Linked DNA regions of Homo sapiens: region 2 is linked to region 1. Evidence: chromatin loops called from intact Hi-C (ENCODE). Cell type or tissue: mammary epithelial cell. All regions are shown on one strand.

Evidence for each region. Peaks named below come from ENCODE experiments on the same cell type or tissue, not always from the same donor. Only the 100,000 strongest peaks of a DNase experiment are listed, where the experiment ranks them.
Region 2: it touches region 1 in a loop (7-fold over the local background); 2 of 110 quality-filtered maps call a loop at or near these places.

What each region holds. Positions count from the first base shown.
Region 1 is chr17:53,624,583-53,629,582 of GRCh38, reverse strand. No RefSeq gene overlaps it. Among named protein-coding and RNA genes, the nearest start is that of KIF2B, 200 kb to the left of the region's middle. In mammary epithelial cell, no CTCF peak of the experiment used is centred here; DNase peaks (open chromatin) are centred at 1,862 and 3,102; H3K27ac peaks cover 1,814 bases.
Region 2 is chr17:54,169,796-54,174,795 of GRCh38, reverse strand. No RefSeq gene overlaps it. Among named protein-coding and RNA genes, the nearest start is that of KIF2B, 350 kb to the right of the region's middle. In mammary epithelial cell, a CTCF peak has its summit at 1,915 (motif pointing right); no DNase peak of the experiment used is centred here.

The DNA of each region.
Region 1 (5,000 bases):
CTAAGTTTCCTTTTATTTGCCTAAGGTCCTGAAACGAGAAAGGAGCTTGAAGAGGCCCCAAATAAGGAGCTGCAGATGGTTCCCATGGAGGTTGCTTTTGTAATTTGGAGGAATTATTATCTTTGGGCCTTCCTGATATGATTGATAAAAGAGCTGGTCTTACAATGCTTGCAAAGGTTTAGTAAAAATTCCATACCCTTGTGTAAAAGAAAATGAGTCACTTTTATCTTCAAACTCCTGAGGTTAAAGAAGTTCCAGTGTTTCAGAGTGCACTCCAGAGGGGTGCAAGCTGAAGACAATCTGTTATTCATCTAGAAAAAGAAGTGAGAATAAAAGCATCCTTTTAGTTGCCTTCCTTTCAGTATGTGACCCAGGGTGGAGAAGAAGACAGTAGGAGTGTCCCCGGATTGTTTTCCCTCCTTGGTTCCTGGGTTGCAGCATCCTGTTAAATGTGCCGCCCATGGTTGTAGGTGTGACCCTCCAAGCCATGGCACCAGAGAAACTGAGCTTTTGGGGCTCGTCACGCTCACCCAGCCAGCTGTAGTTCTCTGCCTGTGATTTCCCTTTGATTTCCTAGACTTGTGTGACCTGCTTGGCTCCCCGAAAAAATGGGTCTCCAGAAAGACTATAATGGTTGCCTTTGGGCAAGGCTTCTTTAATGGAGGCAATGTGCTAGATTGCCTGCTATTATGGCCCGTGCTGAAACATTTACCCTTAGAAAAATGGTTCCGGTTAACTTCCAAACTTGAAATCTCTGTACTAACTAATTTAAAAGACAATAGCGTAAAACAGTAATCATAATCCAGGAATTCCACTAATTAGTATATATTTGAAACAATGAAATTAGTGTACCAAAGACATATTATCTGCATCCCCATGTTCATTGTAGCATTTTCATGATAGCCAAAACATGGAATCAACCTAAATGTCTATCCATCAGTGAAAGGATTTAAAAAACGGAGTTTATATTCAGTTGGTGCAAAAGCAATTTTGGTTTTTGCCATGACCAGAGAACTTTTGCACCAACCTAATTTATGCAATAAAATAATATTCAGCCTTAAAACAGAAGGAAATAATATCATTTGTGACAACATGGTTAAACCTGAAAGACACAATGTTAAGTGAAATAAGCCAGGAACAGAAAGACAAATACTGTGTTATCTCACTTATACGTGGAATCTAAAAATGTTGAATTCACAGAAGTAGAGGGTAGAATGGTGGTTAACAGAGAGAGGTTTAGGGGGATATTGGTCAAAGAATACAAAATTTCAGTTAGATAGGAGTAATAACTTCAAGAGCTCTATTGTACTATATGGTGACTGTGGTTAATAATATGTTGTATTCTTGAAAAATGCTGAGTGTGGATGTAGAGTTCTCACCACAAAAATGATAACTATGTGATGTAATGCATATGTTAATTACCTAGGGTGAGTCATTTTGCAAAGTATATTTTCCTCAAAACATCATGTTTTACATTGTAAATACATATCATTTTATCTGTCAATTTAAAGAATTAAAGATAAAAATAAATAAAAAATGAAACAGTTGTGGTGAGTTAATATATAAAGATGCAATTGGTTTGACAATAACATAAAGCAGACGAAGTCATAGAAAAGAGTGTGCATACTATGGAAAATAAATTTATACTTAACTGAACTAGATTATTATAAAATAATGTTAATTCTAACTCCCAGAATAACTACTAAGAACATAATTCAAAAATTATAGTAAAGAACAAGGAATAAAAATGGTATACTAGAAAATATATACTTAACAGAGAACAGAGAGAAACAAAAAATATGTAACACTTACGAAAAAACAAAGAACAAAATGGGGCTAACTGGACTGAATGAACATTGACTCATGCAATTGAGTTGTAAATTATTTCCTAAGCATGCATCTGATGCTTACTAAGATTCACAGAAATGCAGAAAGTTTCATGGCTTTTCTGAAAAAAGAATGTAGCTTCTTTCCATAAAACTAATTAGCCAAAGCAGACTTTTCCCAATTTGTTTTCTTACCTTCCAAAAATATTTCCTCATTGTTGACATTGGAGGTTCTTAATTTAACAGTAGTTTTTCTGTACTTTTTTACTTAAAAGGATGCTGATACCTTTTTGTATTCATCCAGCATGGTTTCTATCTGTCTTGCCCTGTTTCTAGGTGGAGTATGAAGAAGTATCATTATTTCAAGAAGTGAGTGGTACTTGAGTTTCATACCTAGTTTGGTCAAACTTGTAAGTTCAACAATCTGTTAAAGAGCAGAACTTTAGAATTTTTAAACTTTTATTTTGCATACTTTTTATGATGTGCAACTTAAAAAGAATTCCAAACACAACATCATTAAGTGTGTATCTTAATTTTATAACCAGATTGAAATCCTGGGAGTGTCCAAATGACTACTCAATTTCCTCTAATAATATTTTAGATAATAGCAAATTGCTTTTTGAATAATGCCCAGGTCCTTTAGTTTCATCAGTGAGGAAAAACTGCAGATTTGAAAGATGGAAAAGGTATTTTAAAAAGCAAACCTATGTTTTTCTTATAGTTTGGTTTGCAATTACCTAACAATAAAGTTTCTGGGAATATTCTCAAGAAATGCTTTAGAGCCAAACTGATATTTACTAAAGCCAAACATGGATGATGATATAGCCAGTCAAAAACCAAACATACAAATAACATATAAATTAGCAAAACCTAGGTTTTCTTCCCCTATTTCCTCCACAACCAGACTGATCTCCAGCTACTCTAAGAATCCAGGCAATTGTTAAAAAAAATAATAAAGAAACAAAAATAAAAATGAAAAACAAAGCTAATGGAAAGAGAGTTTGAACAATGATCAATGATGAATATCTTGACAGGAAACTTTCATCCCAAAAATAAGGTTTCTCAACTTGAATTTTGAGAAAATCACAAAGTAATACAGAAAACACCGTTATCAGAAAGAAGCCTGTTGAGAATCTGAAATCTGATATTTACTAATAATTAAACATAGCAGCATTTTGTGTGTTTTTTTAAGGCTTTCACCTATGTGTTGATTGTGGTTTCAAGATAAAGGAGTTCAGTGGCTACTAGGAATGGAGATGCAATAGACCTCCTTTGATGAGTCATGATCTATTTTAGCATGTTAAGCCTGTTAAAAGCTCTGACAAACCTAGTAGTAAAAAAACACTTTGTTATACTGGGCACTTCCCAAACTCTTATAAGCAAACATAAGTTCTATTTTTTAGACCAGTGCCATTGAAAACAGTTTTAAAAGTGTTTAGACAGAGTCAGTTATTAAGAAAATTAAATGAGGAATATTTATTTTTATTTTATAGGCATATCAAACATTGGTGGTAGTGTAGCAAAAAATAAATTGCTGATGAGTACTGCAATTATGCATAATCCTTATGGAAGACCATTTGGCAATATGTGTCAGAAGTTTTTAAACTTCTAAGCATTGGACACGATTATACCACAAGATGAACTGCATGATTAATTTACATAAAAGATACATGTTACAGGATTATTTGTAATATGTCCCCACAAAGGGGAATGAGCAAATACATTTTAGGATGCTATATATTGCAATAGTAATATGATGAAAAAGAATATTTAATGGAATGGGAAATATGCTATATAATTTAGTGAAAAAAGTGCAGGCCATAATACGTATACTATATGTATACCTTTGTATAAAAACCTATACACAATTGTATGTAGAAAAATAATAGAAATATATAAGCTAAAATGTTATCTCTGGTGAGGGTATGTGTATTTTTGTTTTCCTGCTTTGCTTATCTATATTTTTCACATATGTATGTATATATTTTATTATGAATAAATTATGAATATTATGTTTCTTATAGCAATATAAAACTACAAGAAATATATGTATGTATATATATTTGTATACTCCTTGTATTTTTATATTGCTATAATATATATAATATTCATAATAAAATAATATTTATAAAATAGCCCATAACACTTTACCTCATTTTTACTCCCAACAAAAAAATACTTGAAAGCTGAGACTTTGTAATGGATGCTTTGATCTTTTGTATGTCTGTCTTTCAAAAGATTGGAAATATTGAGTCACATTATAAAACCATGTTGCAACCTATTAAGTATACATCTTCGAGTTTGTAATTTGAGGTTGTATCATTTCATTCCTTCTAATTTACTAAAATATATATTTTATTTGAAGTGTTTTGTACAGGTTTTTTTAAATGTTACATATGTTTTAAATATATTTTAATAGGCAAAATACAAGAGAAGAAGTCTAAAGAATTAGAAGCTTATGGCCTCAGAGAGCATAATATGTGTCCCTTACAACATAAGACAGAGAAGATAATGTATGTTTCTCCCTAGAAAATCCAAAGGACTGGAAATGAGCTAAGGAGTTATTTTGATGGTTGGGGAAAGAGAGGCGGTAGCAGGGGCTAGCCTTCCAAAATTAATAGGAGCAAAGAATGTATCAGTGCTTCCTGTGAACACACATCAGCCTTGCATGCAAGGTTATATGGGGTCCTATCCAAAATGGTCACCTAGAGCAACAAGGCAAAATCAGCAAAGATAACCCAAAGTTAGTGCTGTATTTCTACAAAGCTAGGAAAGGGTACATCCAGCAAAAAGTGAGGTGTCTTCACCTGTAACAACACTGTAAGGCAGACATCCCCAGAGATGGCAAGAGGGTCTCCAAAGAAACCATAAAATAAATGTCAAAGGAAATGGTGAGTTTTGAACATATTGAAGAAGATTGGTATTCTGAATAACCACAACACTGTGAATCAAGTCAGAACTTTCTTCTCTCCTTACAAATCCTTCCTCCCCATGCTGCAACCCTGGAGAAGTTAGAAATGTTATTGACAAGGAGTAACACCTGGTAGAAAACAGCAGCTTTACAGGGCCAGTGAGACAAAAATAAAGTTGTTTTACGATTACGTTCCATAGATTTTGCTTGCTCAGGATAATTGTTATTTAGTGGGAAAGGAATAGGGTGGTCACATTAAAAAA
Region 2 (5,000 bases), 550 kb before region 1:
TTTTCAAAGAAGATAAGAAATGTTGAGAAATAATTTAGAATGCTTTGGGTAACTTAAGAGTAAGTTATCTAACCACTTTGTCTTTCTGTTTTTTTTTTTTTTTGTCTCTAACATATGTATATTATGGCCTCTATGTATGTATGGTGTCATGTCTCTAATGTATACATAATATTAGTACCTTAGGTGACTAAGGCACCTTCATAGGAGCTGGCACGTTAAGTACTCTCAGAGGACCTGACATATAGTAGGGTCTCAATAAACATCATTTTCTTGTCCTTTCTCATTCTAAACTACTACACTCCCATGAAACATAAAATAAACAAATATAAGATCTCATGTATGTTATTTAAAAATAATAAAATCTCCTTCAACAAACTTTCAACAAGCACTAATTTATCATATTTTATGAATATCAGGTTTGATGCCAACTGCTGAGAGTATTTTTAAAAAGGAGTTTATGGTTTGAAGGAGCATACAGACTTTGGAGAGAAATAAAATGGGTGATTAAAATGTAGTAAGCACAGAGATAAGGGTGCAAAATGAACACACAGAAAAGTGGTTTGCTCTTTTTAAGAACTTGGATATTTCAGTGGGATTCAGCGTGGTCTTGGCAAGTTCTTGAATCTCTCCTTAGGCTTTTACTAGGATGCCACATGGCACAATTTGCTTAACTCCTCTGAAAATCATTCCTCACCTGTAGAGTAAAGATAAGAATCACATCTTTCAAGGTTGTTGTTAGGTGTCACATAGATTAAGGTAAATGACTTGATATATTCTAAAATGCTTTAAGTGAGGATCTACCATGGTGAGTCAAAGGGAATCTGAAATAAAGCAACTGCAGTTGGTAAAGGACTTATCAAATAGTGTCAGCTGAACAGGAATTACAGAACTCTCCCCACCTACCCATATTACCTACGGTTCCCACCATCTTGAGAATACTTAGTTATAAATAAAATCATAGTTTTCATGAACTGAAACTCTTAATTAAATAGAATCTTTAGGCATGCTACTCTTTAGAGGATAAAGAAAGTGATAAGAAAGCAAACTGATAACAGGGAACCAGTAAGAAAAATAACTCCAGGCTATGTCTTGGAGATAGTAGACATTTCAGATCAATCTTTCCTATCTTTTTTACTTACTTTCTATGCTGCACACGGAGAGCATATTTAGAATGATGAACCGTAGGCAACATAAAAGCATCATCAAAGAACATTTCTTTCATGTTCATTATACATACTCTATAGCAAAGGCTGGAAAATGGGTGGCTATATTTAGCACAGACTTCTGAACAACATAGTCTAGAAAAATACTATACTAATCAATTTTTAGCTAAAAACTTTAATTTATCATCCACTCAATATTAAAGGTAAAAGTTTGTAACAGAGGTTAATTTTAAACAGCTTGGAAAAGAAAAAGAATCTGCATCACTTGATTCCAAATTAGACCTCCTGTGGTTTTAATGCAAGCAGGTTTTAAAAACATATTCATTTTAATATTAACAAAATATTATCATTTACATAAATTACTATTTAAGTATAATTTCTGGGTAAAATTGTTACAGTGAATATCCTTGACAAATGAATGATACAGCAATCTTGAAGCAATAGGTAACTTTCTTTTGAAAATCTGACTAATGTCACTGGAATTTCTTGGCTATCTCTTGTATTTTCACATGTCAATTACATAATAATGTTCACTGAATATTTTTTCTTCTTATTTCATGCTTCCTACCTTTTTAAAAATATATATAATAATGCTCTTTACCATTACCAAGTGTAGTTTGAAAGTTTTTGTGAAAGATATCTATTTAGGGCAAAAGGAACCCTAAATTTGACAACTTTCTAATTGAATTAATATTAAGTGAATTTATATTTTGTGGAAACATGGCAGCAAAATTCAGCCAGTTATTCCAGCAGGTGGCTCCCTAGCACTGCCTGCTGATTTATGACTTTGTGTTTAAAGGATTGTCAGCATAAGCAACGAAAATTCAAATGTAGAATTTTAAATGTGGATGAGTTCTCCTGCCTTTCAGATTCTAATGAACTGCAGCCCAATGCCAGTTTGCCACATGGTTTCACTGTTGCTACAGTCTCTTCATTTGAGAAGCAAATGACACAAAGAAGTTTGCTAACAAATTCAACAAAATTGTAACTAAATAGTTACCTTTGTAATCATTTAATAGGACTTAATTGACGATAGATGTTGCAAAAATAGGGATAATAAATGGCCTGGGAATTGTATACCTCCTGGTTGTTTATTCCCGGAGCAAAAGATTCTCTCAGCAGTGTGCATTGTTATGAATCATTTAAGAGGAAAAGAGAAGTGATGGAACCAAGATTAGAGACTGCATGTTACCACTGATGAATGCTTTTTTGTCTCTGCCCTAATCCCTTAATAAAGAAATTTATAGCTAATATAATGCATTTGTACTTTGATAATTTCCTCATTATTTCCTTAGAGACAATGTTGCAGAATAGAAAGAGTCAGAAGGGCAAAGATAAGAATTTCATTTCAGGTCTAGCAATTATTAACTATATAACCTGGGGCAACCTACTGAACTTGGTTTTTTATTTGCAATTGGAGTTCTCCAGATGGCAAATATTCATCTAGAGAATTGTTGGAAAAATTAGAGACAAGTTCTGTAAAATTCTTGGAATACATTAGATTCTCAACACATTATACTTATTATTTTCATAAGCAATCATATTTAATCCTTACCAAAATCCCATTTTTTCTGCAATGTATTGTTATTTCAACTAGCTTTAAAATGTGCAGAGCCAAACATTAATTCTGTTTACTGATGACAAAAAAAAAAAATCACATGGTTTAAAAGAGTCTGTTCTAAAAACACAACTAGTTTTTCTATGGTCCATTATTATGTTACTGTCAAGCAGAAATCAGCAAATCTGGAGATAAATACTGGGTTGACTACTGTATTTTCAATCTAAGAAATTGTTTCTTTTTTCATCTCAATAGTTGCAAGCAATCACAGGGATATTTAAGAAAATAAATTTTAGCTTTGGGGGGACAAAGAAATTAACACAAACAATTGCTCAGATTGACAAGTTTTTAGAACTACCATTTTTTAAATTTGCTACCATTTTATTGAAGGCAGCAACAGTCATTGTTGAGACAATTCAGGCATGAACTACATAGGAAAGTTCAGCCTCAACATTATAACGGTTTAGGTAGAAAGTTTTATGTTATGAATTTTCCCTTAAATAGTAATTTTTTGATAAATAAATATAACCAGATGTAAGTCAGCAACTACTTTTAAAAAATTTTTATATTCATGTGTATGAAGAGCATTTTCTTAATCACCTTTCTGGCAACTAAAGTATTTTAATTTCTATTTTTTCCTCTTTAATTTTTTCACTTTACAAAATTATTTTTTAACTAAAAAGTTTAAAATTAGAAAATGTGGCTGTGCACGGTGGCTCACGCCTGTAATGCCAGCACTTTGGGAGGCCGAGGTGGGCGGATCACGAGGTCAAGAGATCAAGACCATCCTGGTAAACGTGGTGAAACCCCATCTCTATTAAAAATACACAGATTAGCTGGGTGTGGTGGCATGCACCTGTAGTCCCAGCTACTCTGGAGGCTGAGGCAGCAGAATCGCTTGAACCCTGGAGGTGGAGGTTGCAGTGAGCCGAGATTGCACCACTGCACTCCAGCTTGGTGACAAAGTGAGACTCTGTCTCAAAAATAAAATAAAATGAATAAAAATAAAAAGTAAAATTAGAAAATGAAAGAAAATAGACTTTGGGAAATCAAGAGAACATTTATTTTTCTTTTTAAAAACTTATTATGAAAAATTTCAAACATGCAATACTAGAGAGAAGATAAAAATAAACCTGCATGTACTCTTTATGTCTTCAACACTTATCATTATTTTATCAATCTTCTTTCTTTATTGGTTACGGTTTAATTAAGCCTACTGTATATTTCTTATGTGATAGAGTATTTCAATGTGCAAGTCAACATATGATCAACGATTGTAACACAAATAGAAATCTGTCTTGTGTTCTCAGATTATTTGTACTAAATACCTTGAATTCATTGTGTATCTCCTTCATAGTACTTTGCCTCAAAGCTTAAATTCACCTGGAGGAGATAATCAGACACTGCATTTTTCAATACAATAATCAACCTGTGCCTCATACAATTAATCCTAAGTATGTTTCTCCTTCTAGTATCACATGCTTCTTAGATAAAGTCCTTTTCTAAGTAGAAGGGTTGTATTGTTAATTCAGAATAATATTGTGTATTTTCAGAAAGCAGTATATTTTTCTAGGAAAAATCTCAGAGCCAATAGTCCATACTAGATAAAAGCTGCTTCTTATTCATGAAGCTAATGCTAAATGTATGTGAACAATTTATCTTTTTGCTGCACTTAATAGCAACGAGTTACTTTTATAACTGAATGCTATGTATGGAAACTTTTTTGTCCTGTTACTTAGTACATTAAGGAAAACAAAAAGGAGTTGTTATCCCTTTGTATTGCCAGTGGTGATAACAATATTTCTTATTTATGTTGAGGTGAAGTAGTATAATGGTTACTTTTGGGTTTAATTATGCAGGTTTGCATCTAAGCTCTATTACTTATTTACTATTGTGTTTAAGGTCTTCCATCTTCTGTGTCTCATTTTGACCCTCTGCATATAATAACATACTCATTATTGTACGTATATGTAATATATATTTATATACAGATAAATATTTATATATTATTTATGTATTTTGTTGTTAGGCTAGCTATAAGGTACATACAGTAATGGGTATATCATTATATACAGACAGTCAAAGGAGACACAGAAGACACAGAAGAAATATATATACATATGTGTATATATATATTTGAAATGTGCAAATATATTCTATAGGCCAAACTAATTAATAGCACACCTATTGTAACACTATTTTCTCAATTTACTATACCATGCAAAGTTATCAATACATTCGTCTTATTAATTTTTTATTCATGCAAGAAGTATTTATTT